Linked DNA regions of Homo sapiens: region 1 is linked to region 2. The links are chromatin loops, found by intact Hi-C in ENCODE. Cell type or tissue: endothelial cell of umbilical vein. All regions are shown on one strand. Links, peaks and the distances in the headings refer to the core of each region. The heading gives the core; the rest is flanking DNA.

Region 1 (15,202 bases), core at 2,652-10,651, 74 kb after region 2:
TTAGGTAAGTGGCATTCTGATTTGTCTGTGTAAAGTTCCATTTCCCAAGTAATGTGTTCCAAAGCATTTTTATGTACAACTACTGGAAACTGCTGTACAAATGTTTGCTGCTATTTGGTTGTAACAAAATCAGTAATGAGTTTCAAAATGGAATAATTTCAGAGCCCTTCATCTACAGTAGTTTGGGAAACACTTGAAATACCAAGTGATCTGAATTCACTACAAGCTCTCCAACTGGAAAATGTGCCTGGTGTCGTCTTCAAGCAAGAATCCCCCGCCCCTTAACCACTGCTGCTGTGGACTTGAGTCTTCAACCTTGTTTTGTAGACTTTAGCATTTGTATTGTGTCATCCTTGACACCTCCCCAACCCCAGCCTTCCCAGCTTTGATTGCTTACCTTAGCAATGCTCTCAGCTTGGACCAGAAGGCACGGATGTTTCCCTGACCTTAACCTCACTGTGTATCAGCTCAAGGAAGAAGCCAGATTTGCTGATGTTGTAAGCACTAAATTATGTTCATAACATTTAACCCTCACATCCATAAGCAAACTAAGTGGGAAAATATTGACTATTGTAGCAGTCATAGATTGTTTAGGAAGCAGCAAAAAGGCAAATTTTTCTTTAAAGTTCAAAATGGGGCGAAAGAGGGTAGGAAAGGAAAAGTTTATTAAGAAAATTGTATACTACATTAATTTGACTTTGCCGTCTAGACTTAAATTAAATTCATGTATTTTTTTGGTCTTAACACATTGACATGTATCAGTAAGTTAAAAACTTAAAAATACACAAATGATTAGATTAGCATTATTATGTGTTTCTTTCTTGTTTTTTGTTTTGTTTTGTTTTGTTTTGTTTTGAGATGGAGTCTCACTCTGTTGCCCAGGCTGGAGTGCAGTGGCATGATCTCGGCTCACTGCAAGCTCCGCCTCCTGGGTTCATGCCATTCTCCTGCCTCAGCCTCCCGAGCAGCTGGGACTGCAGGCACCCGCAACCACCCCTGGTTAATTTTTTTTGTATTTTTAGTAGAGACAGGGTTTCACTGTGTTAGCCAGGATGGTCTTGATCTCCTGACCTCGTGATCCACCTGTCTCGGCCTCCCAACGTGCTGGGATTACAGTCATGAGCCACTGCGCCTATTATGTGTTTCTTATAGAAAATCTCTCTAATTTTTTAATAAGCATGTTTTTACAAATGCTGTTTCCTGAGAACTGTCGCACCACATGCGACATGCCATGCATGCGACTGGAACATGCCAGATATTTGTGGGTGGTCCCTTCGTGTCACCTGTGCCTTCTTACCAAGTAATTTGAAACACCCGTGTAAACTACCTTTGGCAAATAGGATAGCTAAATCACCGCTAAGATTTATAATTTACTTTTTGGATATCTGAAACATCAACAATACAGCCATCCATGGCGTGTTCCTCTGGAGTGTGGTCCGTGCCGTCTCTGCCTGCTCCATCTGGCTGATCCCAGGCAGGCAGCTCAGCTCTCAGCAGACACAGATCCCCAGCACATATGAACGTGAAAGAGGCTTCTCCGTGGGAGCGAAGTGGCCAGCAGGTGTCACAGGCTGTGTGGGCCCAGCATCGTGTGGGCACTGTGCTGGGGGAATCCCATCACAGCATGTGCTGGCGTTAGTAGTAGACTGTGTGTGTCTCAGAGGGTCCAGAAAGTAATACAGTAAAGGCGCCTGGGGGTGTGTGGGGGTGGTTGGTTGGGGTTTGCTTGTTAGTTTGTTGTAAAAGCCCAGCTTTTCATTCTTGGAAAGATTTCAGCCAACTCGAGAGGGTTACCTGCCAGGAATGCTGCAGAAGCAAGAACTCAGTGGGTGAGCACTTCCATTTCTTCAACAAATGCTTCTGAGTCCCTGACCTGTGCCAGGTGCTCTTCTTGAGCTGAGAATCCTGCAGGGAGAAAAGAGATAAAGACCCCATAGTCCTGTGGTTTACCTTCTAATGAGCATACTTTTGTCGATCAAACAGGGTGACCTCTCTGGTGTCTCTGCACACTACCTGTATGGTCTTTGCGTAGCTGATGGGGTCTCCTGACTAGTGATTGGTGATTTTAATCTGGATTTTGCCACAGCACTTATTTTCTAACATATGACTTAATTTACTTAATAATTGTGTCTATTGAATGTATTCTTATACATACACACAGGCATGCACACACGGACACGAATATAAGCTTTACAAGGACAGAAACCTTATCTTTTATTTATTTCTTCCTTGTGTATCCTGAGCACTGAGAACAGCCTGGCACAAAGCAGGGCTCAGGAAATGTTTGCTGAATGCATGTTCACACTGGATGTGTTCGAAGGCTCTCACTCGCGACTCCTGTTGGCTTGTGGAGAGTGCATCTAGCTGTAAAAGCCATGGTGCTTGGATGTCTTGGGGTGCTGAGCCTGTTCCCCCCTCATTTGGGGGTGTGGTGCTATGCTGGCGTTTGGGTCCATGCCCCGCATTTCTGATGGCTGCCCCATCTGCCCTGTGTGGGGTGGCAGAGTTCTGTGTACACAGAGTTACATTTCGTTGTTCCTGGCTTCTCTATGGATGACAGCAGCACTGATAAATGCCACACCTGCTTTCTCAGCAGTCTTGCGGGGTGATTTTTCCTCTTAAGGAAGTCACCTGATGTCCATGCTGAGTAGGAAATGCATCCAAAGCTTTGGGAGCTCAGTGTTGGCCCCTGGGCTGCAGCCCGAGCCCCGTTTTAGAGCTGTGTCTCCCAGGCAGCTGTGATGACTGCTCGAAAGCCCACTCAGGGGGAAGGTAAACCTGATGCCCGGGTGTTTGGACAGTGAGCATGGCGAGTGGACCGTTACCTGTGCATAGAGTTGTTCATATGTGGTGACAGATGTTGGGCTGTTATTTAGTAACTTCAAATTGTTTTTCTTTGCGTCGGAGCCATGTCTAGGTTCTGAGTGCTTCTCCCAGGTCAGATGGAGAGCTCTTCATTTGGGGTTGGGGGAGCGGGGTGGTGTTTTCAGGTGCCCAAGGCATTCCATGCACATGCACCTGCAGGGTATGTGTCATCTGGGGTAAGACAGAGCCCTCCCGGTTCCTCTTCTGGATGTGTGCTTTTAGTTTTTAAAGAATGTCAGTATATACATTGCCATTTATTCAACAAATACGGACTGAGCATTCTGTTGTGCTGACGTAGCTACTTGGGGTTACAGAGACAAAGCCAACTCCATTCTCCAAATGGAAAACAAATGGAAACATTCTAGTGGTAGAAACAGACAACAAACAAGTAGACAGAAAATAATGTCAGACAGTGGTAAGTGCTATGAAAAAAATACAGACTCACTGATTGTGATGGAGACTTTTAAGTTGGATTCTCATAGAAGGCCTTTCTGAAGAGGGGACATTTGCCCTGCCACTGTGAATCAGCCATGAGAAGACGTGGAGAGGAACATGAGGTGGTAGGCCCCAGCGAGGGAAAGATCTCCATGATGGCATCGATTATTCGCTCCACAAATATTATTGAGCACCTGCTGTGTGCCAGGCACTGTTCCTGGTGTCAGGGTTATAGAAGTGGACAAAATGAGGCCTCTGCCTCTGTGGAGCTTTTATTAAAGTAGGGAAGGGGATGGGAGGGCTGGGTCACATGTTAGGTGTGGGGTACAGGGTACGTGGTGCCAGGCAGGTATCCGGGTACCTTTTTACGTAGGGTATTCAGAGAAGGTCTCTAGAGAGGTGACATTTGGACGAAGACCTAAAGGAAAGGGAAGGGAAAGGCGAGGAGCTTGGAGAGCTTGGTGCATCTTGGTGGGGGATGGGGTAAACTGAGTCAGTTATGTAGGGCCCTGGAGGCCACGGTGAGGACTTCGGCTTTGACTCTGAAAGGAGATGGCAGAGTTTGGAGCTGGTGTGTACGTTAACAGGACCATGCTGGCAGCTGCGTTAAGAGAGACTGTAAGGGCAAGGACAGAAGTAGAGAGACCAGTAGGAGTAGGCTGTTGCCCCAGTGTAGGGCAGAGAAGATGAACCTTAGACCAGGATGGTGGAGATGGTCAGTGGAGAGAAGTAGTCAGAGTCTGGAAGCACCAGCAAGACTGTCTGGTGCACACAGGATGCACGTGGGATGTCCAGTGAGGAGGATGAGATGAGGTTGGGTGGCTGGAGCCTGGTGAGTGACAGGCAGAGAGGGCTATTAGATCACATGGGCCCTGGAGCCATGGTGAAGAATTTGGATTTTGTTCTCTGTGTTGGAAAGTTAGCAGAGAGCTTATATGGGGGGTGAGATGGCATAGGGACAATGTTAATAACAGCAACGAATATTTATTGAGCACTTACTGTGTACCAGCTGTTGCAACAGCCTCTCAAGGGTTCGTTCTGCTATTAGAGCCATGTTATAAATGAAGAAACTGAGGCACAGAGAGGTTAGCTAACTTGTCCAAGATCACACAGTTAGGGACAAACTTGACAGAATTATGTGTGTCCTGGTATGTATTTCAGTTTTCTTTAGGGAAGGTACCACAACTTTGGGTAACTATGCCCCTACCCCAGGATTTAAGATGTTTTGATGGTTGAAGGGCGATGTTTAAGAGTGGGACCAGAGAATATTGAGGTATTAAAATCTCACTAAATCTGTATTCATTATATCTGTATTCATGGTATAATTCATGTGCCTCCCCCTTTCGTGAGCCCCTCAAACATGATCATGGATATGTTTTCTCCACCCGTAAAGTACGTTCATATTCATAGAAAACCCACAGAGAACTGCAGACCTGAAGGTTTCTTTGTAAGAGCTTTCATTGGATAGCTAGAAGGGCTGCAGTAAGTTTAAAAAAAAAAAAACCCAAACCACCCTGGATTCCAGGCTGCACAGCCTCTAGGAGGTGTGGGTAATCCCTTTATAAAGCTTGGCATAATTTCTGTTAAGACTTGCTTATTTTGCTCTCAGCTTGCTATCTTGATATGTTTGCCTTTGAGGAGGTTAGAGTTATTGTGATTTAATCACAGACCATGTATTTCGCAAGATTCATTTGGTATCTCCAGCTTGTTTTCTTGTTTCCTCGGCTGTCAGTCCACAGGCAGAGGTGGGAGGCGGCCGGCATGGGGGACCGAGTGTGGTAGAAAGGAGTGTTTACTTAGCGGAGGGGAGTGCTGAGGGCTGCTGTTACCTTCCCAGAATGGCTGATCCCCAGCAGTGATGAGCAGGCTGGGATCGTGGTGTTAAATTTGGTATTTTCTAGAAATATATAGCAGGCTTTCCCCTCCACCTGCCCCCCTTCAAGGTTTCGAAGCCTTGTGTTTTGCAAGAGTTGAGAGGGGAACAGTTAATAGCTTGGATTATCTTGTCTCTGGAGAGAATTTATGTATCAATTCACCGGAAGACTGCTCTGGTATTAGGGCAACAAGAATGGTTTTATTTCTCCCTTCCTTTCCTGCACTCTGTTCTTATGTAATTCTTGTATTAAAACCATTCCTGGTAAATTAGAACATGCTCTTGTATTTGGGCCCTGCTTTGAAGAAGGCTGCTGAGTCTAAAAAGTTTGGTAGCCTCTCGTTTCTCATGGTGATTTCTGAGATTTCTAGGGACTTGGTGTTTTACAGAGCTTGTTGAGTTGCACAAACCAGCCTCCTTGGCCCTTCTAGGTGATAAAAGATGCTGGGCTGGGAGGGCAGCTGTGGAAAAGGGTGTGGGCGAGGGAGACAGTGCTTCATCCTGCCTGGATGAAGCATGTTGGTTGTTGGTTTATTCATAAATTAGAAAAATATATTAAGAATTGAAGTTGTTCCTTATCTCATAAGATTTCTAGCAGGCTGCATAAAGTCTGTAGATGGTAATATCCATTTAAAAGTGGACAATGAAAAAATTACCTCTTTGGGAGTTGTGTTGCTATCTCTACCCCAATTTGGCAATCTTTAATTAACTTGGCAACCCCCGTTTTACCAACAAAGAACAACCTTTGATTAAAAAAAAATAAAATGTCAGGGAGTGAAAGATACGGAGTGTGACTCAGCAGATGGGAATTCCTTTAATAACACGCTGGGTGTTAGCGTTAGAACCGCCACTGAACAGCTCTGCAGGATGCCCTCCCAGCCCTCCCTCCACCTATTTGGATTAGACCAGGAGACTGCAGCAAACTTCTCAAGGGGAGGCGAACTTGGTGTTGGTATCTGAGCGATTGTCTGTTTCAATTGTTTCCCTCTGTCTTGGAAAACACCGGCACAAAACACAAATCCAGTCCCAGTTCCTGCAGCTGCTGGGGCGAAGCAGGCTTTTTATGAATGAGGCCCAGAAGGGGGAGGAGAGGGCTTGTGTTACAGCAGCAGTTGGGTAATACATTTCATTCACTTGCAGCCATCTAGCCCAGGCTTCATTTTAAAGGATATTGTTCATTTTTGGCAATTCAGATTAGACTTTTTTTCTTCCTTGTGCAACTGTTGGTAAGTTAGAACACGAAGCATGTGTGTGCATTCTTTTTGCTTGCTTTTTTGAGTGTTTGCTCCTTTAGTTGGGATAAATGGTAGGAGAGGTAGGAAGGCTTTGTCATCCCCGGGGACCTTGCTTACTTCTCCCTCCCAGCACCACTTAAGAGAAGAGGAGGTGGCCTCCCTCTCCCCAACCTCAGAGCCCTCAAAGCCCTTGATAGTGAGCCTGAGCACTTGTTAGGAGGTGACTTCTACCTGGGGTGTGCTGGGGTCCACATGTGCCAGTCTCTCTGCCCTGCTCCCCGTGAGCGGCTCTTTATTTGTGGCCCTTGAGGCCCCATTGTTGTGGCCACCAAAACCTGAATTGGAAGCTGTGTGACAATGCTGGTCCCCCTCCCTGCACTGCTTCCTGCTGGGGGCAGAACAAAGAGAGCGGGCATTGTCTCTGGCATAAATGAACCTCTATCAAAACAAACACCCAGAGAGAGGGGCAGCCTGGTTACAGCTGCCTGTGTGAGCCTCGACAGTGGGCCTCATTCCTCACAAAGGGAGCTTTGAGGCCCGGAAGAGGCCTTTCCTTGATGATCGAGCTGTGCACAGGGAGCAAACCCCAAGCCGACTGCTTGTCTGTGCCACCCTCAAACAATGATTTCCCCAAATTGGACAGCCTGGGTTTGTATCCTTGAGCACGGTTTTGGGAAGAGCATTCTGCATGAGGCATTGTAGCTATGTGTATGGAGTATAATTCTGTTTTCAGGTTGCTCTGCCACAGAGGTTAAGAACTCCCTCTTCCAAGGTAGACATTGAGAACAGAGACGACCACACTGGGTTTTCACTGCAGCTTTTAAACAGGATGACTCCCAGCCCCCATCCCCGTGGCTAGCAGCAAGCAGGGACTCTGAAACACTGCAAGCCAATGGACTGAGCATCTTACTTTTGCTGTCCGTGTTTTGGTGTTTTGTAAACCCATCTGGTAATGACCCTGATGCCCCATGTCCCAGCAAGGGCATAGGTACCTGCCATTGTGCACCAAAGTCCCTTTCCTCATGGCCCTGGCTGTTCTCCTGCATGGGGTCATGTGTGTCCCGTTACCAAGTTGTGGCCCCTTTTCAACCTTGAGTGCCACATCTGGGCTGTTGTAGGCATGGGTAGTACAAGCTGGGTTTGTTACTCTAAAAATGAAAGGGAGGATCAGTTGTTAATACCTTCCTGTAGGTGCGAGAGGGAATGAGTTGAGGATTCGATCACTGTTTATAGCCAGTCTCGGATCCTGATTGTGAAGTCATTCTTTCTGGATAATAACTACTATATCCAGCATCTTGAGAGTATAAAATAAAGGCACATGTTGTACGTCATCTCTGAGATGTAGCGATGGCTTGGACTTTGGAGGCTGATGAGAGAAAACTCATGGTGGTGAGCTGGAGCAGGGTGTGGCTGGCGGATTCTGAAGGTGCTAGCCCTAGTTTTACAGCTGACCAGGGAAGGTCATTGAACCCTACAGTCTTGGCCCTGAGAGAACCTTGGAGGACTTAAGGATGGAGAAAGGTGACAAAAGAGATGCAAGCCAACAGCAATTTTGTGGAACAAAGTGTGTACAGGATTTGAACTTAACTCTGCGAAAGACAGGGGTTGCTTGTATGCACGAATTCACATCTGAAGAATGCATCTGATTGTGGCTGCAATTTCTGTGGACGTGCAAACATCTACCTGTGCATTTTATTTGTCTAGCATCATTGAAAGAGTTTTTTGCTTGAGTTGATTTCCCAGGTAATTGAAGCTTACTTCTCAAAGCACAAGATATTTTTTCTCATATATTAGCGGTCTTAAGTGAGTGAGACCCCTAAGAATTCTTAATTCCTTTATCTTACTTTTCCTACAGGAAACTTATTATGTTTTCCTAGATAGGAATTGTGCTACCAAAAATGAAAAGTAAACGTAATATGTAATGTTCTACTGGTAATTGTTTCCATTTTAGGTTGACACCGAACTAATGATATTTAAATTGTAGCTGACTTGAAACACAGTGAAAAAATGGTTTCCTGCTGTTTTTTTAAAGCTGGATTCAGTAACATGAAGGTAATTAAAAATGTACAGATCTCAGTAATAGACAGTCATATGTTGCTTAATGACAGGGATATGTTCTGAGAAATGCATTGTTAGGTAATTGGATTTTATCATTATGCCAGCATCATACAGCGTACTTTCACAAACTTAGTTGATACAGCCTACTACACACCTAGGGTCCATGGTATAGCCTGTTGCTCGTAGGCTGCAAACCCGTGGAGCATGTTGCTGTTCTGAACGCTGTAGGCAATGGTAACACAGTGGTAAGTATTTCTGAATCTAAGCATAGATAAGGTGCAGTAAAAAATATAGTGTAAAAGATAAAAAAATGGTACACCTGTATAGGGCACTTACTAGGAGTCAGGCTTGCAGGACCAGAAGTTGCTCTGGGTGAGTCAGTGAGTCAGTGGTGAGTAATTGTGAAGGCCTGGATAAATACTGTACACTTAGGCTACACTTAGTGAATATTACATTTTATTTATTTATTTATTTATTTATGAGATAGGGTCTTGCTCTGTCCCCCAGGCTGGAGTGCAGTGGTGCAATCACAGCTCACTGCAGCCTCGACCGCCAAGGCTCAAGCGATCCTCTTACCTCAGCCTCCTGAGTAGCCGGGACTAGACGCACACACCACCATGGCTGACTAATTTTTGTGTTTGTAGTAGGGATGAGGTTTCACCATGTTGCCCAGGCTGATCTCAAACTCCTGACCTTAAGTGATCCACCCGCCTCGGCCTCCCAAAGCACTGGGATTACAGGCATGAGCCACGGCGCCTGGCCACAGTTAACTTTTTTAATAAGTAGAAGGTGTACACTCTTAAATAACTATAAAAAGTATAGTAAATACATAAACCAATAACATAGTCACTTATTATCATTATCACATATTATGTACTGTGCACTGTTGTACGTGCTGTACTTTTATACAGCTGGCAGCACGGGTTTGTTTGCACCAGCATCCCCACAAACATATGAGGAACATGTACATCTTACCACGGTTGCAATGTCACTAGGCAATAGGAATTTTCTAGCTATATTCTATCCTTACAGGACCACTATCGTATATGCACTTCATCTTTGAAACGCTGTTAGCTGCCTCATGACTGTATTTCTATTCCTCAGTCATGGGCTCACCATGCAGTACACATGTGTGGTCACTGGAGGGAATGGAAGAACACTGAGGAAATGCATAGCCTGTTTCATATATTTATTACACTATTATTTATTTAGAGGAATGTTAAGAAATCTTGCTTTTATGTAGTTTTAGAATGCCATGAAATATCTAGTTGGGGCATTATCTGCCATTTTGCAAGGTAATCTTCCACTTCTGAATAACGTTACAAGTAACCCGCGTTTGGAGGACTGATTTGGGACTAAGGCAAGGAATTTAGGAGGCACAAGTAGAGGGGAAGAAATAAACACATGACTTTTGTTTTTGTTTTTGTTTTTGTTTTTTGAAAGAAGGACAGTGGTTTGCTTGTTGATTCTGCTTTGAGAGGATGGGGATGCACTCCAGAGAAAGTGAAACGGGGCTATGGGAGGAAGAGAGCAGCGCACACACAGCACCTGCATTTGATTGTGAATGCGATTGTGACTCCTTAGGCAGGAAGGAGAGTGCTAAGACCGTCATCATGGACACTCAGAAAATACCTGCTAATCCGTTTACTGGAAGATACAGGGAGCTGCAGATAATTATTGTTTTTTAAGATGGAGTTTCGCTGGAGTGCAATTGTGCAATCTCGGCTCACTGCAACCTCCACATCCCCAGTTCAAGCAATTCTGCCTCAGCCTCCCGAGTAGCTGGAACTGCAGGCGTGCACCACCACGCCTGGCTAATTTTTTGAATTTTTAGTAGAGACAGGGTTTCACCATGTTGGCCAGGCTGGTCTTGAACTCCTGACCTCAGGTGATCCTCCTGCCTTGGCCTCCCAAAGTGCTGGGATTACAGGCATGAGCCGCCACTCCCGGCCGCTGCAGAGAATTTTTAAAATAAATGATAGATTCTCACAGATAAGAAGTACAGGATAATTATTTGCCAAAGTTTGAAACTGCCATTATATTCAAAGGCATTCTCTTTTGGGAGTGGTTTTATATTTAAGGTTTGAATTTAGATGACCTCAATCTTGAGGTGTTATCGGAGCATTACAGGGGAGTCTTATATACATGCAGGTGCGATTTAATTTGAAGATACTTCCATTTAAACTTTATGCTGCCAGAGTTGGCCAGCTAAGCAAAAAGAATTCTGATAGGTCTTATTCTCCTCCCCATCCCACACGCTGATTTTTTTTTTCTTTGTGTTTGGCCGAAACATTTTACATTTCTCATTTTTCACAGAGCTACTGTTTCTCTAGGATTGTTTTCCCTGAAGTGTGTACCCTGTGTTTGGGCAGAGCAGCAAGACCAGACTTCCAAATGGCATGCTGCGTTTTAATGTGCTTTCATAATTGTCTGTTCCAAAAGGGTGCCTGTGTGTGTATGGTGTGTGTGTGTGTGTGTGATTCAGAGCACCTGAGAGCACACTGCCCGTTGTCCCCTCCAGCCCTTCTGAAATGCAGGCCACCCTTTCTGTTTCAGTTGCCCCTTGGGTGGCAGTCTGTGATAACTCAAGGTCAGGAGGAAGTATTTGTTTTGGTTGTCTTGTTTAACTAATTAAATCTTTAATCTTGGTCCTTAAAAGAAACTAAAATAAAATCGTAAAGTAGTTCTGATAAGTCCTTGCCATAAATTATTGCTTTTGTAAACGCACATAAAGGACTCTGAACTGTTGCTACTCATAACATTTCTGACGCCAAATGTGTGGGGTTTTGCCATACCAACAACCAGTTGTCTAACTCTCCAGACACCAACTGGGGGCCTTACAATTCAGTGCAGTTCTGACACTCACCACCTGGAGTTAGCACAGACTCCACAGGGATGAGGGTTCAGTCCCACGAGTCTGCCCTTGCTGCAGATGCGAGTAGCAGGTATGGGGTGCCCACACTTCTGTCTGACTTGCCTGAAAGGTTGAGAGTTTGTTGCCAGGCCCCTTGCTTTCAGGTCTGATAACTTGCTAGGTTATTAAACCTGAAACTTGATAACTTCTGTAGATGTTGAAATTAGAACGGCCTCACTCACCTGGGCTCACAAAATTCCAGAAAGTAGTTGACGTCCTATTACTGGTTTACCGTGAAGGCTCTATGTCCAGAGTGGACAGGACAAGTGGAAGAGTGGCACAGGGCGAGGTGTGGGGGGTGGCGTGGAGCTCCTTTTCAGGAGTCTCTAAGAAGGTGGGACTCCAGCGGCAATGCCTTGTCCATGTGCTAAGCCAGCCGAGGGCGCACGAAGTGCTGTGTGGTGTCCAAGCTGACTTGGGAGGGACAAGTTTGGGGCCAGCCCCCCAGCCTCCCTTGTCATGTCCCACCTCTGCTGGCATCTGTGGGCTTAAAGTGCCTTCACTCCCATCCTTTTCAACTATTTCTTGATTAAAAAAAAAAAACAAAAAACTGTTGAATAGTAGGAGACTCTCTCTCTCATTGGTATTTGTGGGAATAAATATTAAATAAACACTTTCTAATAGGTGTTACCAGGACGCCTAAGGAAATTATCTCACAGAGTTTTCAACACTGTGAAAAGAGAAGCTGACTGCCAGGGAGAGATCCCTTTTTCCTAGTCCTTGTGAACATGTGCTGGACAGCCAGGAGTGGCACTGTGGCAAGAAACACCCGTTCTCTGGCATTAGTAAGAGGGATATAGCCAAGGGTATCTGTATACCAGTGTTAGGCCCATACATCCATAAAACATTGATGTGAGAGCTTTAGGGCACAGCTGACCCTAAGCCTAACGTGATCATTAATGTCATGAAAATTGGAGAATTGGTCAGGCGCGGTGGCTCACACCTGTAATCCCAGCACGTTGGGAGGCCGAGGTGGATAGATCACTTGAGGTCAGGAGTTCAAGACCAACCTGGGCAACATGGTGAAACCCCGTCTCAAAAGAAAAAAAAGAAAAGAAAATTGGAGAATTTATAACGTCTGATGTGACCTGTTCTTTAGGTGTTGAAATTAGAACGGCCTCACTCACCTGGGACATTCTTCAGCTCACGCCCTGTACCTGGCTTACAGTTGCTCAGTGAAATGCTTTCTTGATTGTAGCATGGTGGGATTTTTATAAATCCAAATGACTTAGAGGTAGGTGTCACATTTTTAGCAGCTAAAATCATACTAATCGTAAAGCTCAGATTCCTGTAAGTAGGGCGCTGAGCACAGGCTGCATCCTGGATATATGAATAGATGAACCAGATCGTGTACATGTGGGACACGTTCTTTGTCCTTTGGGACTTTCTTTTGCTTGGATGTTGGTAGTAACCATGTAAGTTCGGGCAGCTTTCTAGAAACTTTCCTTGTTGTGCAACATTATGCAATAAATGCACTGCTTTGTGATATCTGAGACGTTTTGGTTTTCTTCAGCTTGTTTGAGTTAAATTTAGACTCCTGGCATAGTTTTAGGTTTGAATGCATTCTCTGAGATAGGATAAGGACCAAAACATCCACTCAGCAGCCAGATGGGATTTTATCCTTGTGCTGCCATTTTTGAGACTCATGCCTCTGTTTCACTCTCTGTAAGATGGCATTAATAGTGAGGGATTGTTGTGCTGTGAGGTTTAAATGAGCTAATCCCTGTGAGGAGTTTACAGCAGGGCCTGGGCCATAGTGAAACACTGTGTATGTGGAAGCCACTTCACTTTTGTCATAGCTTTGTTGTCATTAGTGTATACCCTGTCTCCTTGCCGTTTATGGGTCCTTCTTTCAAGCAGTCGGATTTTCTGTCTGACATAGTATAAGTTTAGAGGAAACAATAGCAGCTGTAAGATAATAGTAATTTTCCTTCTGAAATCATTTTGGTGAATTTAGTCAGAATATCTGATCCATAAACTCTCATTATAAAACATTGCCTTATGATTGGAGTTTTTTCTGAGAACAGTTCCAATGAACATGATTTTTTGGTGGTGAGGTACTATTTCTGTGCAGTAATGAAGTTGTGAGGACACACAGATACCACATCCATGTTGTTTGGGAATTGTTTGGGAAAGGTACGTGGGATAGCCTGGCATGGGGAAGAATGATGTTAGGGTATTCTCCTTGAGGAGCTCAGAATAACCAAAGGTAAAGCATTTGGTGGTATAAGATATATTCATCTTAAAAATAAGTTGAAAATAATAAGATACTGGGAGATGTTAGCCACCGAAGTAAATAACTACAGTGAAATAGCTCTTTATTAATTTTGAAACCTAAAGTTGAAAGAGTTCCGTATTATTTGTCAGTATCTTTATCCTCTTCAAAAATGTTTCCAGCTTTGGGATAAATTGTGAATAATTGTTTCACTTTGTTTTTTAATATTGGCTATGTAGTGATTTTGCATTGAACTGTGATATAAGAATGATCATCAGCCCCTTGAGATTACTGTGTGTACCTGTGTCACCAGTGGCATATAGGGGCTTAAAAGCAAGTAAGTTTAATATATACATTCATTGAGAACACACTGTAGACTGTTAGGATTTTCGGTGCTGGAGCCATAGTGATGAATATGACAAGGCCCTCACCCTTGAGGTGCCTATAGTCGTGTGGAACCTAGGTCCTCGCAGGGACTCTAGGGCAGGTATGTTCTTGAAAGATTTTTTTTTTTTTCTTTTTGAAGAGACAGGGTCTTGCCTTATTGCCTACACTGGAGTGCAGTGGTGCGGTCATAGCCCACTGCAAGCTCAAAGTCCTGGGCTCAAGAAATCGTCCTGTCTCAGCCTCCCGAGTAGCTAGGACTACAGGTGTGCACCACCATGTCTGGCTAATTTTTATTTGTATTTTATTTTTATAGAGTCAGAGTCTTACTCTATTGCCCAGGCTGATCTTGAACTCCTATCTCAAGTGATCCTCCTGCCTCAGCCTCCCAAAGTGCTGGGATTACAGGCATGAGCCACTGTGCCCTCTGTAAAAGATTCTTATCAACAGTTAAAATAAGAAGCTGCTCAAGACATTTACCTATCCTGAATGTTTCAGGCCCTCAAGGTGCCAGGTAGCTGCAATATAGTTCTAGTGTAGAAAAGAAAACCCTGACGAGGTCTATATATTCCAGGACTCTGTCTGAGGCCCTTTGACACTCCGGGGGCACCCTGCCGTGACCCTGACTCTTTCCTGCATGTACTGAGGATGGAGGTAGCCTATGGGTGGCACAGAGATTTGCTGTCTGGCTAGCAGTACTTCAGGGTACTGGGTGGCTTGAGGACCTCCTGTTAGAAGCTTGGATTCACTTTTCCCAAGGCAACCACGATTGGATTCTATTAGTTCTGGGTCTTGAGAGCCTGCAAGGGCTTCCTTCTGCGAAGGTGAGTCTGGGAGAGACGCCATGGAGTCAGTGTGAGTTCTGCAGCCTCCCAAGTTCCGCTGGCGTGAGAGGCTTGCCTGGTGCCAGGGCTCTGGGCATTGGGAACATTGCCTGGTCTACCGGGCAAGAAACGTGAACCACCGCAGTGAACTGGCAGCGCGTTGGCATTTTTCCCTCCATGTTTTTATAAAACCGCTGAGTAGACACCAGATTATAAATCCTGTGTAAATAGTCTTGAAGAGTTTCTGGGTTCAGCCCCAGAGAAGACTGGTTTGGGTTTTGAGGAATACTTCAAGAAAATGTTTGTTGGTTCTGTTTTCCAACGTAAAGTGCTGCACAAGGACTGTGCTGTGAGATCCAGGAGTGTCTTTTCAGCCCTCAGTGAGTGCCTGCAGGGGAC
Region 2 (15,202 bases), core at 3,448-11,447:
GTGAAGCATGGACTTTCAGATGCCAGCTCCTCAGCCTCCTGTAACTCCAGTCGCAAAATCCCTCCAGTGTATCTAAATAAATGCAAACTCATCAGTGCCTTACCATTATAAAGCTGGGCTGGAGAGGCAGGTGGCCTGGAGAATCAAATGACAAGAAGTATAGGGAGCAGCCCAGCTTCATGATCGGGGGAATTTGCATGAAAATTGTGTACACTTAAGCACCATTGTCTATTGCAGAAAGCACGATCTGGCCTCTTCTACTGACTTTCCTTCCAGCTCTGAGATTCAGTTTTGAAGACAAGGTTGTTGGGGACCTCGGATAGATCTGTTGGCCGTGGCTTTCAGTAAACACTACTAGAGACTGAGGACATGTTCTAGACTTGGAATGGTATGAAGCAGTCGAACTTTTTAGGATGGGCCCTACCCTTAGGGACTGCCTACGAAACTAGATCTAGAAGAGGAGGCTGTGGACATTAGGAGGTGGCTGCAATTGGAAAGTTCCAGAGAGCTTACTGAGGGATAACGGATGTAGGACAGGAGGCTGGCAAAGCACCTCAGTGATAGGGCAGAAGGAAATAAAGTGGTTAGGGAAGGAGTTGAGAGCAGGAAATTCAGGTAGGATTGATGTTAAGTCTTAGATCTTTGAAGTGACTTTCTCTGGTCTGGCTTTTGCTGTTACCAAAGTGAATTATTCATAAGTGCATATGAGAAATGCTGATGTAACTCGATTATGTGGAATGAATTTAAATTCATTTAAGTCATTCTTTTCCACTAAAGTAAGCTTTCCCTCATCCAGAATCTGAGCAGCCCGATAGCCAAGCAGGAGTTTCCTTGTGCCATGGCCAGTGATTGATGTCTTCTTCTATGATGCTGCTGAAATGCTGGGGACTCTGAAGCGCAGCTGGAGTGATCAAAGCAAAATTAAAATACTTTCTCAGTGGTTTGGGAGTTGGGTGCGTTCTGCTGTATTTTTTGGTTTTCGGCATCTGGGTTTGGTGTGCATGCATGGTGAGCTCTAGCTGGAGCAGACGTTACCTACTGAGGCTACGCTCTTCGTGGTTTCTCCTTAACCATCACCCACTTGATCTTCCATGAAGCCCCCCAAATCTTCCTTACTGAGGACTCTTGCTTCCAGGTTGCTTTTGTGCTCATCCATTGCTGGGTTATTTGGTCAGTGATGATGGTTTCTCTGTACTTTTTATCAGTAGGTTCAGAGGACCTTGTTTACTCCTCATTCATCTCTCTCCCCAAACAGTTGAGAAACCACTTGTGGGTTAGGACTCATGCTTTGTTTATAATGTTTGATTCTCCAACCTCACAGCTAATGGGAAGCCCGTGGAGGAGATACTCTGTAAAAATCCATCTCCCATGTGGGCTTGACCCCACTTAGTGTCTGAGTGGTTTGGTCCTCATAGTTCTCTTGGGGGAGGAGGAAGGGAAGGAGGAGGAGGTGGCGATGGCAGTGGCAGCAGTGGTGGCATCTTGGACCAGAGTGAGAAATCTTGGACCAGAGACAAAAGAGGTCTTCTCTCAGGGTAGTGCACCATGAGAGGGAGCACCTGTTTACATTTTGTATCCTGGACACCAATCTTGCCTTGCTCTGGTGCTGGCCCTGAGAGGTGCAGGAATTTTATAAAGAGATTTACAAAACATTTTTGGATGACCAAATTGGTCCCTGGTTCTAGCTGGAATGAATAAACAAACTAAATAACAGTAGAGTGTGAGAGTAAGTGTGTGTGCTAGAGAATGTGTGCACATGTATGGCCTAGGTGAGTTCTTCACTTTGCTGACTTGTGAATTATTTGGGGTCCTATGGTCCTCCCCATCATTCTTATTCATGTCAGTCCACCATCATTAAGGAAGTGGAAGCGAACACATTGTGTACATATCACTCCCATAGAGAGGGAGACTGGGGAAGAGGTTTGAGTTATAAGTCGCACCTAGGTTAGGTCTGGATGTGTCTTTGCAGGTTTCCTTGCTAGTTCCTTGGCCAGAGTTTCCATCGTGTCCCTCAGCTGCACAATTAAGGTGCCCCCGTTTTGTGCAAGTCTCATGCTAGGCAGTATGAGATGACACAAACTAGGATTCTGTTGTGAGATAAGATAAAAACACTTGACATTTAAAAGAGAGAGACAACTTATGCGGTGTGACGAGACACTCTACGACTTTTGCCAGAAGAGAAATAGAGGCAACAAGTGCTAGGAGCTCAGAGGAGGGTAAGTTCCACATTTGGAACTTTGGATTAAAAGAATATTTGGGTCTGGTTGAAATCGAGGCCTTTCATGAGAAATGTCCACACTTGCTCAGTACTGTTTGCCGAACACTGTATACAAGGCCCTCGACTCGTGAATGAGTTGTAATGCAAAACTTTGCCAGGCATTTGGAATGTGGAGTATACTATTTTGTAAAGATGAGGTCTGAATGGTGGTTTAGGTCCCAGGCCAGTGTCCCTCTGCCCCCCACCTCCATATGTGCCCTCAAGCCGGTTTGGCTTAGACATTATTTATCTCTGACTACTGTGTACAGCTTAGTTCCATGGGGAGGAAAAGGCTTGATGAACCCTACCCTGGAAGGCTGGTGGCTCTGTTTTCTGATGGATGAGGTAGGAGTGGTGGAAAGCTGGTAGTTTCTACTTTGTGCCTGTTTAAAAAGCCCCCTCTGAGGCCTTAGCACTTAACAGATGTTCAGGATTGGGGGAATAAAGGAGCTGCCTTTGCAGAGGTCTGTGGGCATGCAGTGGGTGAGAGAGCAGGCACTGAGTGCCCCGAGTTTCCTGCCTGTGTGGGCAGGAGGATTCTCAGTGGAATCAGGAGCATCTCCGCCTGGTGCTGGAGGAGGTGTGGAGTTGAAGGTGGGATTCTTCCTCTTGAAGGACTTGAATGAGTTTCTGTGTGGCTGAACAGAAACTGGTTCAACACCCATGTCATGATTTTTGTGAAGCGAGGACTTGGGGTCCCAAGTCTAGGTTTTAGGTTCCCTGCTGTAACCCGTGGCCACCGAGAGAGAGTTTTATGATAAAATGTCAGCAAAGTACCTGACAACGTCTCACGCTAGAATGAGTTTCGTACATGTTTAGTTCCCTCTCTTTTTATTCCACGCTCCCCCACCCCAACTTTAAATCAGAAACGTGAGGGTGCTGATTGAAGCTTTTTATAACTTTTCTTATTGAGAATTGTTCTCTGGAGTTGTCTCCAAGAACAAAGGAATTCCAGACGTTCTTCTTCTCTCCTTGTCTCTTCTGTCCTCCAGTCAAAGAAAAACTCTGCATATGATCTTTGGCCTGGAGAAATATTAAATCTATGTTAAGTATGCAGACATGAATGGGCAAATGAAGGATTTGTGGCAAAGAAGATCTGCCGAAACAAATAAGTCATGTAAATGGGCAGAGGGAAATATTAAATTGATTGCATCTTTCAGCTCCTGGTACTTAATGCAAAGATAAAGTAGTGGGAAAAGGTTGTCATTTGAAATAATGGAAAGATGAGGGAGTTTTGAAGCTAGCTGGGATTTTTCTGCCTGTTAATAGAGTGACTTGGATTACAGACTATAAAGATAAAGAGTAGGGCCGTTGCATTTAGTATGGATCATGATGCTGATTGCTGTCTGAGCAACCTCTGTACTAAGGGAGGAGAAGCTAACATCCCCGGGCCTGGAAGATACTGGATACTAGCTCATTAAACTCTTGTGAGAAGCCTTCATTAGCATTATGGGAAGACTTGCTGTATCTATATTATGAAGGCATTTAGATTTTTTTTTAAATGCATGTTCTTAACATTTTTTGTTTATTAAGTGGGGCAGTAGATTAGGACTGAATGGATTTGATTCTCTCATCCTACATAGTGTGCCCAGAAGCCAGAAGGTTTCCCAGAATTTGTATTATGGCAGCGAGGGCAAATTTAATTAGCAGATAGGAAAAGCTTTGGAGCAGTTTAGGCCAATCCATTTAATTGTATCAGCAATTAATATTTTGAGAAAATGGAAATAATTAAATTTACATTTCTTCTAGGACTTTATTTTGTTATCCTTTAAGGTTATTGTAAATGAGGAGACTTTTGAACTCACAGACTAAAGCAAACTACACCAGATAATCATTAACTTTTTCTATTGTGTGCCACCCTTCCCAACCAGATTGTTCCATAGTATCACTTATGAACCAAGAACCTGTGAGCTTGCAAAACGCATTTTTAAGGAGTCTCAACTTTTCTGATTTGTGTTAAAGTTTAGGTGTGGGTCCCAGAAATGAGTTTCATGGAGGGGAGAGGTTGTCTCTCTGGGTGGGTAATACAGGGGCCACTGGGGGCTCACTGTGGCTTTCTGGCACAGACATTTATGAAGCAGGGGTGACTAAAGTGGGAGAGAGCAGCCAGTTCTCCAGCAGCCCCAGTGAGAGCTCTCATGGATCTGCCTATTGCACTGGGGTAGGAGCCATCACCGTCAGCTTTTCTCTGGCCCACAGTGCCATTTTCTGATTAAGCTGAGACCTCTGTAATAGACACGTTGTCATTTTTTCTTGTGTCTAAAAGTTTGCTTGACTGCAGTGGGTCTCCAGCTCAGAGCAGGTCTGGCTAGAGAAAACAGGAGGTGATGACTGGAGCACTTTGCCCTTATGGAACGTGCTCTGATGTAGAAAGCAAGAGGATTTTCCTTGCAGTCACTGAAGGTACCTTGTGTACACAGAAAGAAGACAGAGGGAGCCCCGGATGCCTCGGTATCCCTCAGAGCCGGATCCTTCAGACCTGTGCAGTACCTGTGGATTTGGTTAGTCGATGATGCGCTGCCATTAAAACAAAGGCATCGGCCCTGGAATAGAGAAGTTCAGTGAGAACCTCTGTACTCCATGGGCATTTTCTAGGAAATAATTTCACCTGCCCTGTGTAATTCTCTGGAAGAATCACAGTGAGTTGGAAGGAAACTTAAGACTTGGAAAAGGATTGAGAGGTTAGCCCAGACCACACCAGGGCTCTGAAGGCCCAGCTGGGGTTAGAACCTGGGACACCCTCCAGCCCACTGTCTCCTGTTCCCTGGCCATTTACTGCCCCACTCCCCTTTCTACTCTCAGGGGCCCTGGATCTAATGAGGGGATTCGTGCAGTTTGCTGCACTAATACATTGCAAGTGGTGCCAACCTAAAGGTATTCTGATGGTGGAATCAGAGCAGTAGCATCTTATTAGGTCAGAATCTGTATCTCCTCTTCCAAGATTTTTACATGATTTAGTGTTTTCTGAATTGGAAAAAAACAAAAACAAAAACACACAAAAAAACCATGTCTAAATCCTAGCATTTCATCCCATGTTGATGAAAGGGCATCTTTTTTTTCCCCTAATCTGTGGTTAGAACTCTCAGAAACTTTTAGAAGATCCCTCCTATGTTTTGGAGGTTTGCAGATTTGAACCCCAGTTCCTCCCACAGTGCTTCTCCAACTCCTGGAATGAGGTAAACCTCCAGGCAGCCTGTTGACCCAACCCATGCATGCCGGTCTTTGGGACTCCTAGATGTGGACCCTGGAGTGAATAGGGATCAGGTGGGAAATGAGTTCCTTTGATCAAGATCCTTGTACCAGTGAACTGACCCCACTCCCCGTCTGGATTCCTGTGGTGATTACCCTCTGTATTAGTCTGTTTTCATGCTGCTGATAAAGACGTACCCAAGACTGTGAAGAAAAAGAGGTTTTAATTGGACTTACAATTCCACATGGCTGGGGAGGCCTCAGAATCATGGCAGGAGGCAAAAGGTACTTCTTACATGGTGGCAGCAAGAGAAAATGTGGAAGAAGCAAAAGTGGAAACCCTGATAAACCCATCAGATCTCGTCAGACTTATTCACTATCATGAGAATAGCACGGGAAAGACCAGCCCTCATGATTCAATTACCTCACCTGGGTCCTTCCCATAACACATGAAAATTCTGGGAGACACAATTCAAGTTGAGATTTGGGCGGGGACACAGCCAAATCATATCACCCTCTTAGCAAGGACTGTGTTCGTGATCATGACTGGCATTCACTGAACAATGACTAGGTGCCAGGCACCTCGCCAGTATTCTTTAATCTTTGCACAGTCTGTAGGGTGGATATGGATATTACTGTTCCATTTTTTGTGGAAGAGGAAATGGAGGCAAGAGACCTGATTATAACTTGTGCAAGGTGCCATGCAGCTAAGCAGCCAGCCCAAATCCAGACCTGCTTTCCTATGATTTTCCTGCCCATTACTCTCCCATCGTAGCTCACCTAATACTTCCTAGTGGGCTGCTGCTGAACACACACCCAGGGATGACTTAGTGGCTTGTCTTGCTCTGAAGAAGGCTAGGCACCATGTTGGATGAGTTCTTGAAGATGTCTTGCTCTAGTCAAGAAACTTTTAAATCTTTGGAGTTTTTGTCCACATCTGCCTAGTTCTTAGTAAACATGATGTGGGTTCTATTAGCATGGCGCCCTCCCTCCCTTCCTACCACCTTTATATGAGCGGAGAACATCTATGACTCTTATGAGAAAGGAAAGATGAAAATCAGAGTGACATAGTATAGTTAAATTGCAGATGCTTAATTATAAAACAGCTTGTTTCTGAATTTTAATTCCTTGCTTTTCTCTGACTTTTTAAATTCCCCTCCTTAGGCAGAATTCATTTTTACATTGATGATTTTTTTTTTTTTTTTTTTTTTTTGAGATAGAGTCTTGCTCTTGTCACCCCGGCTGGAGTGCAATGGTGTGATCTTGGCTCACTGCAACTTCCGCCTCCCGGGTTCAGGCAATTCTCCTGCCTCAGCCTCCTGAGTAGCTGGGATTACAGGCATCTGTCACCATGCCCGGCTAATTTTTTGTATTTTTAGTAGAGATGGGGTTTCACCATGTTGGCCAGGCAGGTCTCGAACTCCTGACCTCAGGTGATCCACCCACCTTGGCCTCCCAAAGTGCTGGGATTCTAGGTGTGAGCCGCCACACCTGGCCTGATGAATTATTTTCATGTGTGGAACAAAACTTTGATGCTGATCAGTGATTAGGTACCTTTGTTTGGTTCATTTTTAACTAAGGAGATTTCTTTCTTTTTAAAACCATTCTTTAATCTTGTAAAAATATCATTTAATGGGTGGATGTTTTAGCTGTGATGAATGACAGGTTGTCGTAAAGGAAGAAAGGTATGTGGTTTCCAGTAAACTTTTAATTCTTTTGCAAAATAAAAATAACAGTCGTACAGAGAGTAAAATATATGAAGAGTCAGGAAGTGATTTATCAAAATCAGATCTTGGACTGCTGGTTTTACCATGAATTAGGCTCTTGGAAAGTGATTGGGCCAGTGTAGGTTTACATTTTTTTTTTCTTGTTTTATTTGTCAAAGCAAACTTGTGGTTGCCTGCCCGTAGTTTAATTCTGCCTCCTTTGGGCAAACAACCGACTTTTACTGGGAGTCTTTCTCAGGGAGATAAAGGTGCACCCTGAAACTCTGCTCTCTGATTCCTCAGCAAAGTCAGTCCTGAGTATGGGGCTTGGGTGTCTCTGCAAGGCCTTGCAAGTGAGATGGGCTGTCACCTGAGCTCAGGTGGGGCTGCTCCTGCCTTGGACAGCCTCCCCAGCTTCTCCTGCATTATACCCAGGGGCTGGAGGGCAGAGAGCAGGTCTTCTTCTGCTGGTCGGGGCAGTCACAGGCTTTCCTCTCGGCCTGCTTGTCCTCCGGGTGGGTCCAGCACCCGCTGGGATTCCTGTGGGCTTAGTCACTGTGTGGCGGCGGCAGAAGGACTGGGGAAACCGCCGGCCGGCCCTGGTGCGCTGTCACCCCGAAGGAATGCGGGCCAGGCCGGGGCTGCTGGGCCTGGAAAGTTCTCCAGTCCCTGTTGCAGATCTGGCCTGCCGACTCAAAGTAAATCTCTCTTCCCCTTTATTTCCCATCAAATAAAAAAGGAACACGAGGTAGCCACTGTACTCACTGAAGATGCATTGTTTTTTTTTTTTTTTTTTTTTTAAGCGAGCAGCAGCAAGATTTATTGTGAAGAGTGAAAGAACAAAGCTTCCACAGCATGGAAAGGGACCCAAGCGGGTTGCCCTGAAGATGCATTTTTTAACTTGCTTTTTAACTAAGTATTTTTGCTCTGAGCTTTCCTGGATCTGTAAACACACCCCCAGCTATTCAAGATGGGCTTCTTGGTGAAAAGTGATGTGTCCTAGGAGAAATCACGCCTGTTGTTGCCGCTGGCCATCACAGATCCCGGTGCCTGTCTGTGAAAGGCTGGCCGGGCTGGGTGGGGATGAGAATGGTCGGGTTGTCTAGACTCAGCCTGGACTGTCTTTGACTGGAGGGGCCTGAGCTCCTCCTCCACTGCTCAAGACCCCGGTTAAGGGGACAGCAGAGCAGGGATGAGAAGTGGCCCTCTTCACATCACCTCCCAGCAAGAGGGCCTGACTTAGTGCTCCCACCATTGCCAGCCCCAGTTTCAGGGTCCCACTCAGTTGTATTTGAATAGGTCTCATGACATGTGCTTTGCTTGAAGAGCGGCTATTAGCAGCAGACGTTCAAGAGGCTGAGCTCAAGCAGGTGAGCATGTTCTGAGCCATTGTGAACCCAGTGAGGTGCCTATGCTGATGCCCAGGGCCGCCTGGGCGGGGTCAGGCCCCCATCGCTTCTTCATCCTAGCTCTGGGAGTGCATTCTGCACTCTCCCGAGGCCAGCTGGTGGCCTTTGGTGATCACCCTCTCTGTAAGTTTTTAAGTGGCTTCCTTTCCTCTGGTGGAGAAGCCAGCACCTTTATCCTATGACAAGAAAGCTCTTTGTAGTAGGTGGTAGTAGAATCAGACAGATCTGGCTTAAAATCTTGGCTGTGCTACCTCTTGGCTCTGCACATTGGTGAAGAGAATTTACCTTCCTAAGGCCTCTCAGCTACACGACTGTGGACACTCAGCTTCCTTCTAAGGTCGTTGTGAGAGGTAAAGAAAAGGGGTTAGTCCAGGGCCAGACATGGCACAATGCCTCAATGAAATATTAGCTGATACTATCATAATTTTTAAATTCCCATAGGACTCACTGTTAAAGGATTACAAGGCTGACACAAAAAATACTGCATTTTGAATTTGTGTCTGATTTATACATTTCCAAAGAGTGGAATTCTCACTACAACAGCTGTTCTTTGAAAGGTTAGATCTTTGTTCTGAGATAAATTAAGTGGAAAAAGGTGTAGAGCATTATATGTACTCTGATTCTTCAGGGCTTAATTTAAAAAGAGCATGTTTGCTGGTGAATGCTGGTTCAATCATTAAGAAGTTTTTGAGAAGGAATCCCAGAAAGTAATAAGCACTTATTTTTCATGGAAAGGAACCGGAAGTGCTTGGTGACCTCCACAGGTAATCTTGTATTATTTTTGCACTGTTTGGAATTTTTTAACCATGTGCTTTTATTTCTTCTATTCTTTTCAAAGGTCAGTAGGTGTTATCTGGACAATAGGGTTCTGGTCTGTTTTCTGTTTTCTTCATTGTACTGTGCATTAAGAAAAACCCTAATGTGCTTTTTTTTTTTTTTAAGTGAACCTTTCCACATCTCATTGTCCTTCAGTGAGAGCAGGCTGTGTGTGTGGTCTTGGTGAACTGTCCCGTTCCCTGGAGACAGTATCTGGGGGCCTCCCTGCCCTTCCCAGTAAGAGCTGGGCCTTCACAGGAATAGAGGCCTAGGATTCGCCTTCATCCTCTTGAAGAGCCCTAACAGTAGGTCCTGGCTGGGGTCTGGCATAGAATGCCCTTGGCACGATGTGTGTGAGTGTGTCTTTCCTTAGTAAATGGCCTTGAAAATGCCATGTGCTTCTGGCAGGCCTGGATAAGGTTTGCCCTGCATAACCCTTGGAAAGCACAGTTCTCACTTGTAACACCCTGTCTGCAGGTCCATGATATTGTAATTAAAAAGTTATGGGATCACAAGGGCCTATTTAAAGGGCATCTGGTCTAAAGGCACAGTTAAAAGCAGAATTTGTGTCAGTGGCTCCCTTAATTTCTCAAATATGGTTCTGTTTCTAAATTCATCCCACTGGATGTCTGTGTTGAGTTTTCTGTTGATGAAAGAATGTTTAAAAATGAGGCAGATCCAAATTCTAATGTCTGAGTGTACCACTGCTTAATTACTTTGGGCAGGTCACCTCACCTCTCTTGGAAAGAAAGGTGATATACTACATCTGTGATTTTCAATTTTTTTTTTTTTAACTAGACCCACAGTAAAACATAGATATACACCATGATCCCAGGACAGAATAAGTATATAACTAAAATAAGTGTTTTGAAATCACTTCTTGTCTGACACAGCACTCACGCTTTCTATTCATGTAGTACCACGATACTTTCTTCTATTCTAATGCTGGTAAGAGATGCCTTAAACTGATTTTGAGAACTACCAATGGGTAGCAGCTAGCGGCTTAAAAAGGATGTTATTAAGGTCCTTTTCACCCTGATTTTGACTCTGTTGGCTCTCAGCTGAGTGCCCCATACTTAGTGCACATAGAGTTGGCCTCTGAGGTCAGCCTCCTGTTTTCCTGTGAAAATGAGGATGGAAGAGAGTCACTTGTTTCCCTCCTTCATGGCTACCCCCTGAGGACTGGGAAGAATTTAAGAATTTGAGTATATGTTCCCAATAGCATGATGTGTTTCATTGTTCATCTGTAAGCATTTTTAAATATTCGAGATCTGTATCTTGGGTAATTTTTATCAACTTTTTATTTGTAAAATAATTTCAAGTCAGTTATTAAAGTAACAAAAATAATGGCAAACTTGATACCTTCCCGTATTTTTTTTTCATATTTTTCCTTGAATGCTTACAGAAATATTAAAGAATATTATCACATCATTGTAGTCACCGATGAATTATTTTCTGGTGGCTTATGATTAGAAGAGCTTGACTCGGAGTGGAAACAGATAACATTTGAGTGCTCTTTCTGTTAATTCATCCTTGTCAATAACCCCATTAGCTAACTTCCAGCAAGGCTGTGTTAGGAATGTGGAATCAATTAGATGAATTTTGAAAATAACTTGGTCTGTTCTAAAAGGCCCTATGAGATCCAAACTGTTGTGGCCTGGTGCCTGGTAACTTTGATGGCCATTTTGAAATGTTACCGTAGTGATAATTCTTCTGGAATCTCAAGTCATTAAAAGTGATATGGCTAACTCTGGGCCCTGTGCTATAAAAATAGATGTCATGGGATGTGTGAATCCTTTCTTCAGTGTTATAGTTAATAGCAACTGAAGGAACGTTTTGGTCAAATCCCGAATACTTATTAGGGGCTCACTGCTTGGCTGCATTTTTCTCCTCTGCGTAAATCATCTATCCATGTAATTATTAACCCCTAAGAATGAATAGCATTTTTAAAAGGGTTCCATTTTCCCCTCATATGACTTTGGTTCATTCTCCTCCTTGTTTCTGTCTCTCAGTGAACTTTCCAAAAGATGGGTTATGATGAAAGGTGAATCGTCGTTGATAACTGCTCTTACTTATCTGTGTATCGAAACTGCAGGTAGTGCTCTTCAGCTCTGTGGCTGGATTTAGTGCCTCTTCTAGGGAGGGGTGGGTGTTGGCACAAAGCGTATCCCATTTCCCTGAATGTCGTGTGGACACGTGAGAGGACAGTGCACCCTTTGGGCTTGGTGCTGCCCCCTTCACGCTACTGAACCCCAGGGTCATAATTAAAAGCTGTGTTAGCTCTTCTCTGGTTAGAGGCATACAGGTTGGAGGCTTGTACATAGCCGTGAGCCGGTTGGTCTAGGCCAGGAAGCAAACCATTGGAAAATGTGGTTAGCAGTGACAGTTGACAGCATGTTTGCCTGCAGTAGTGGTGGTTGGTGCTGCGTGTTGACTGGAGTTGCTTGCATTGGGAGAGCCTGACTTGGCCAAGTGTGTAGCTTGAGACCAGTTGGATTCCTCTCAGAGAGACAGTCTTCACCCCCAAGCTCTGGGTGTTGGGCGTGCAGCATTCGTATTCAGCAAACATTTGCTGATTTCCGCCTCTGCAACTACTGAGCTCAGCTTTGGGGATCTGAAGATGAATAGACACAGCCACACTTCTGGGGAAATCTCCCTGTGGGGAGGCTGACATGGAAACCAACCAAATGGGAGTGTGGTGCATATCTTATTAGAGCTTTGTGCAAAGTGCCACAGGAAGCAGGAGAAGGGGTAGATTGGTGTGGAGGGGGCAGGGGAAGACTTGCCTAGGAGCAGGGCCTCGCAGGATGCAGAGGAGTTTGCCAAGTACCAGAGATTGTGGGGTAGGTGAATAAAGGCTGAGTATAAGGATAAGTCAATTCAGGCAGATGTCCTCTAAGAATGAAGGTGAGAATGCTGGCGGAAACCAGTTGTGGCCCTGTCTGCCTTCCCTAGGAGACTGGACCTGACTTTACAGGCAGTGACGGTGAAGCAGGGCAGTGCCACGAGCAGATCTGTGTTTCCTGAAGGGTCTCTGGCAGCTGTCTGGGGAAGGAGGGAAGCTGGCAGAGCCGTGGGTGGAGGCAGATGCCATTGCTATGGAGTGAGCATGGGGAAGGGGGTCGGAGGCCTTTTGGAGATAGATACAGCAAGACTTGGTGAAGGATGAAGTTGGGGCAGGTAGAGGAAAAGCAATGAGCTTACGGATGACTGGAGACTGACTGGAGAAGATGACCACCCTTGCCATTAACTAGGATAGGAAACAACAAAGGGTAGGAGTTTGACAGGGGAGAATGTTTGTGCTGTTGAGTTGTTGAGTTTAGGTGCTTGTGGCACGAGCAAGGGGAGTGAGCTGGTCTAGGAGGTTTTTGGAAACACTGACCTGGCTGCAGAGAGGGAGATCCTGGGACACCTGTTTTGGGAGTTATCCCAGTGGGGAAGGATCACTGGGAAGGGGGCCACCCCTTTGGGAGGGGTCAGTGGGACGACTCCCAAGGGAAGAGGTTGGTTATAGGGAGTTAAAAGAAAGGAGCACCCCTCACGCGAGCCCATTTTTCAAGGATACATGTTTGTCTTTTAGATTCTATAAGGAGTAGCTGCTACACAGAAAGATGTCTACGTGTGGGTGAACACCTGGCGTATCCCATGCAGGGAGGCTTCAGCAGACCTTGGTGGCGATGGAACCACCACAGTGATCCGAGGATTGGGTCTGAAGGCTCCTCCGAGTCTCCAATAAAAGGGGTTGTTTTGAAGGGCTCAGGTTCTTCCTGGGCTTTTTTGGGACAGTCTTGCTCTGTTGCCCAGGCTGGAGTGCAGTAGAGGCAATCATGGCTTATTGCAGCCTCAGCCTCCTGCCTCTGGGCTCAAGTGATCCTTCTGCCTCAGCCTCCTGCGTGGTTGGGACTATAGGTGCATACCCCCATGCCTGGCTAATTTTTAATAGAGATGGGGTCTTGGGCTCAAGTTATCCTCCCACCTCAGTCTCCCAAAGCGCTAGGATTACAGACATGAGCCACTGTACCTGGCTGAGAAGGTTTTTTTTTTTTCCCCCTTCCAAACCCCCATGTGGTCCAGACGAGGCCAGAGGATCTCAGGGGAATTCCCTCTCCGAGGAGCCTCCACTGCTATTGCATGGCCCCCAGCATAGTCATTTGAGTGAAGAGCCCTCCAAAATCATTAAGCTGATTTGTAGAATCAGTTTGCTGTCTGACTACCTGATGAAGATGAGAAGTGGTAGACCTCCCCCCACTGTAAGGTCTTAACAAGATCTAGGTGGAACATGGGACTGTTTGCAAGCTACTTCTGTTTCTGAAATCACATGCTTGGGATCCCAAATAATCTACTGAAAGCTGTCTTCGGGAGGCAAAGCCCAGGGATTTGTTTTGTTTGCCCCTAATCATCTCTTCCATCCCCTTTCTCAAAAGTCTTATATCTAGATAATTTAGTACATTTGATCTACTAACAGCCAGGGCCATAACAGGAGCTGATATTACATACCCCGGAAGTCCTTTGCAAACACACTGTAGTGGCGATTGATTAGTGTTCCGAGCCATAGGTAACATTAGCCTGCCTCGTAGGACCCTCAGATGCTGACCGTATCTGCTGCAATTCTTAGATGTAAAAGAGCGCGCATCGTATAAATCAAAACTAGATGATTATTTTCATTTGAAATTGTTGTTGCACTGTAATTTCTCAGGGTTTTGTATTTTCCAACAGTGGTGTCACTTAATGGGAAGATCGCTCAGGCTTTGTAACTGGGCATAATACCAGGTATTCTCGTTTAGGCATTCTGCTCAGTAGTATTAACCTGAAGCCATAGGACATGCCAATGTTTTTTTCCGTGTTTTTTAAAAAAATTAAAATGGTTGGCTACAAATGCATCCTTTTTTACTTCAGAGTAAGTCGGCCTTGGTTAAGTCTTAATATTTCTCATGCCTATTTTTTTTTCTTCAAATGAAAACATACGGAGAGAAAATAGCATGTTTATGCCTTTTGGTTGTACCCAGCACTGCCCAGAATGGCTTACAGAGTTTATACCCATGGAGGTTTCGTAAAGGTGACATTAACTTCGCAGTAAAGTCACTGACCCCGAACCTGTGTCACTTCAGGCTTAGCCAAATGCTAACAGAGCAGCTCAAAGCTTAAGCAGAGGTATGTGCTTGCTAAGTAAGTGTGTGTTTTGGACTAATTGGTGACTACCATTCTGAACATTAACTGCCCTTTGTGTTTTAATGTTGCCAGGAGGCCGATTGTGTAACCTTTGGAGGCTTCCCTGAGTTTGGAGAACTGAATTCATGTGGTGACTTCCTATTTATAATGTCTTTGGGGGAGCTATGAAATAACTTTTCTTCTAAGTGTGATTTTTGCTTTTTTAAAAGTTTTTATGTTGTTGTCAATTGGGTATTTCCCTTCTATGCCAAGACGAATTGTAGGTTCAGGTTTCTATGCAGCCTGTATGTAAACACTGGCCCTAAAGAAGGACTCTATCACTCTACTTTCAGTTTCTTGCATTAAAACAAGTATGGGTAGCGGTATCCTTCTTATTTCTGCTTCCTGGTCCTGTGTGAGACCCTGAAAGGTCCTAATGGCAGTGCTGATTAGATTGTGGCCAGGGTTCACCCACAAGTTCCGAAGCTGGGGAAGGTGGAAGTGCTGTTAACTGACTTGTCCCATGTCTGGGGTTTTGCAGCCTGGGGAGAGGTGACCACCCCTCGTTTCAGTCCAGGTAGGGTTTTATGTCCCTGTCAAAAATGTGTTGTGTGAAGTACCTTGACTTTCATTTCCCAGGGAAGAAAGCCCGTTTCAATTGGCTCAAGCGGAAAAGA

Evidence for each region. A loop is a pair of places that touch in the nucleus more often than their neighbours do. Peaks named below come from ENCODE experiments on the same cell type or tissue, not always from the same donor. Only the 100,000 strongest peaks of a DNase experiment are listed, where the experiment ranks them.
Region 1: a loop joins it to region 2, with 3 times the contacts of the local background. A loop is called at or near these places in 2 of 110 quality-filtered maps.

Annotation. Positions count from the first base shown.
Region 1 is chr15:98,794,578-98,809,779 of GRCh38, forward strand. All of the region lies in intron 2 of IGF1R (insulin like growth factor 1 receptor), which reads left to right. Among named protein-coding and RNA genes, the nearest start is that of MIR4714, 18 kb to the left of the region's middle. RefSeq lists a silencer at 183-477 and enhancers at 2,375-3,166, 4,868-5,563. In endothelial cell of umbilical vein, for the core only: no CTCF peak of the experiment used is centred there; DNase peaks (open chromatin) are centred at 6,114 and 6,854; H3K27ac peaks cover 2,538 bases.
Region 2 is chr15:98,720,078-98,735,279 of GRCh38, forward strand. The region is part of intron 2 of IGF1R (insulin like growth factor 1 receptor); the gene reads left to right. Among named protein-coding and RNA genes, the nearest start is that of MIR4714, 57 kb to the right of the region's middle. RefSeq lists an enhancer at 14,312-14,842. In endothelial cell of umbilical vein, for the core only: no CTCF peak of the experiment used is centred there; DNase peaks (open chromatin) are centred at 7,744 and 9,724; H3K27ac peaks cover 3,646 bases.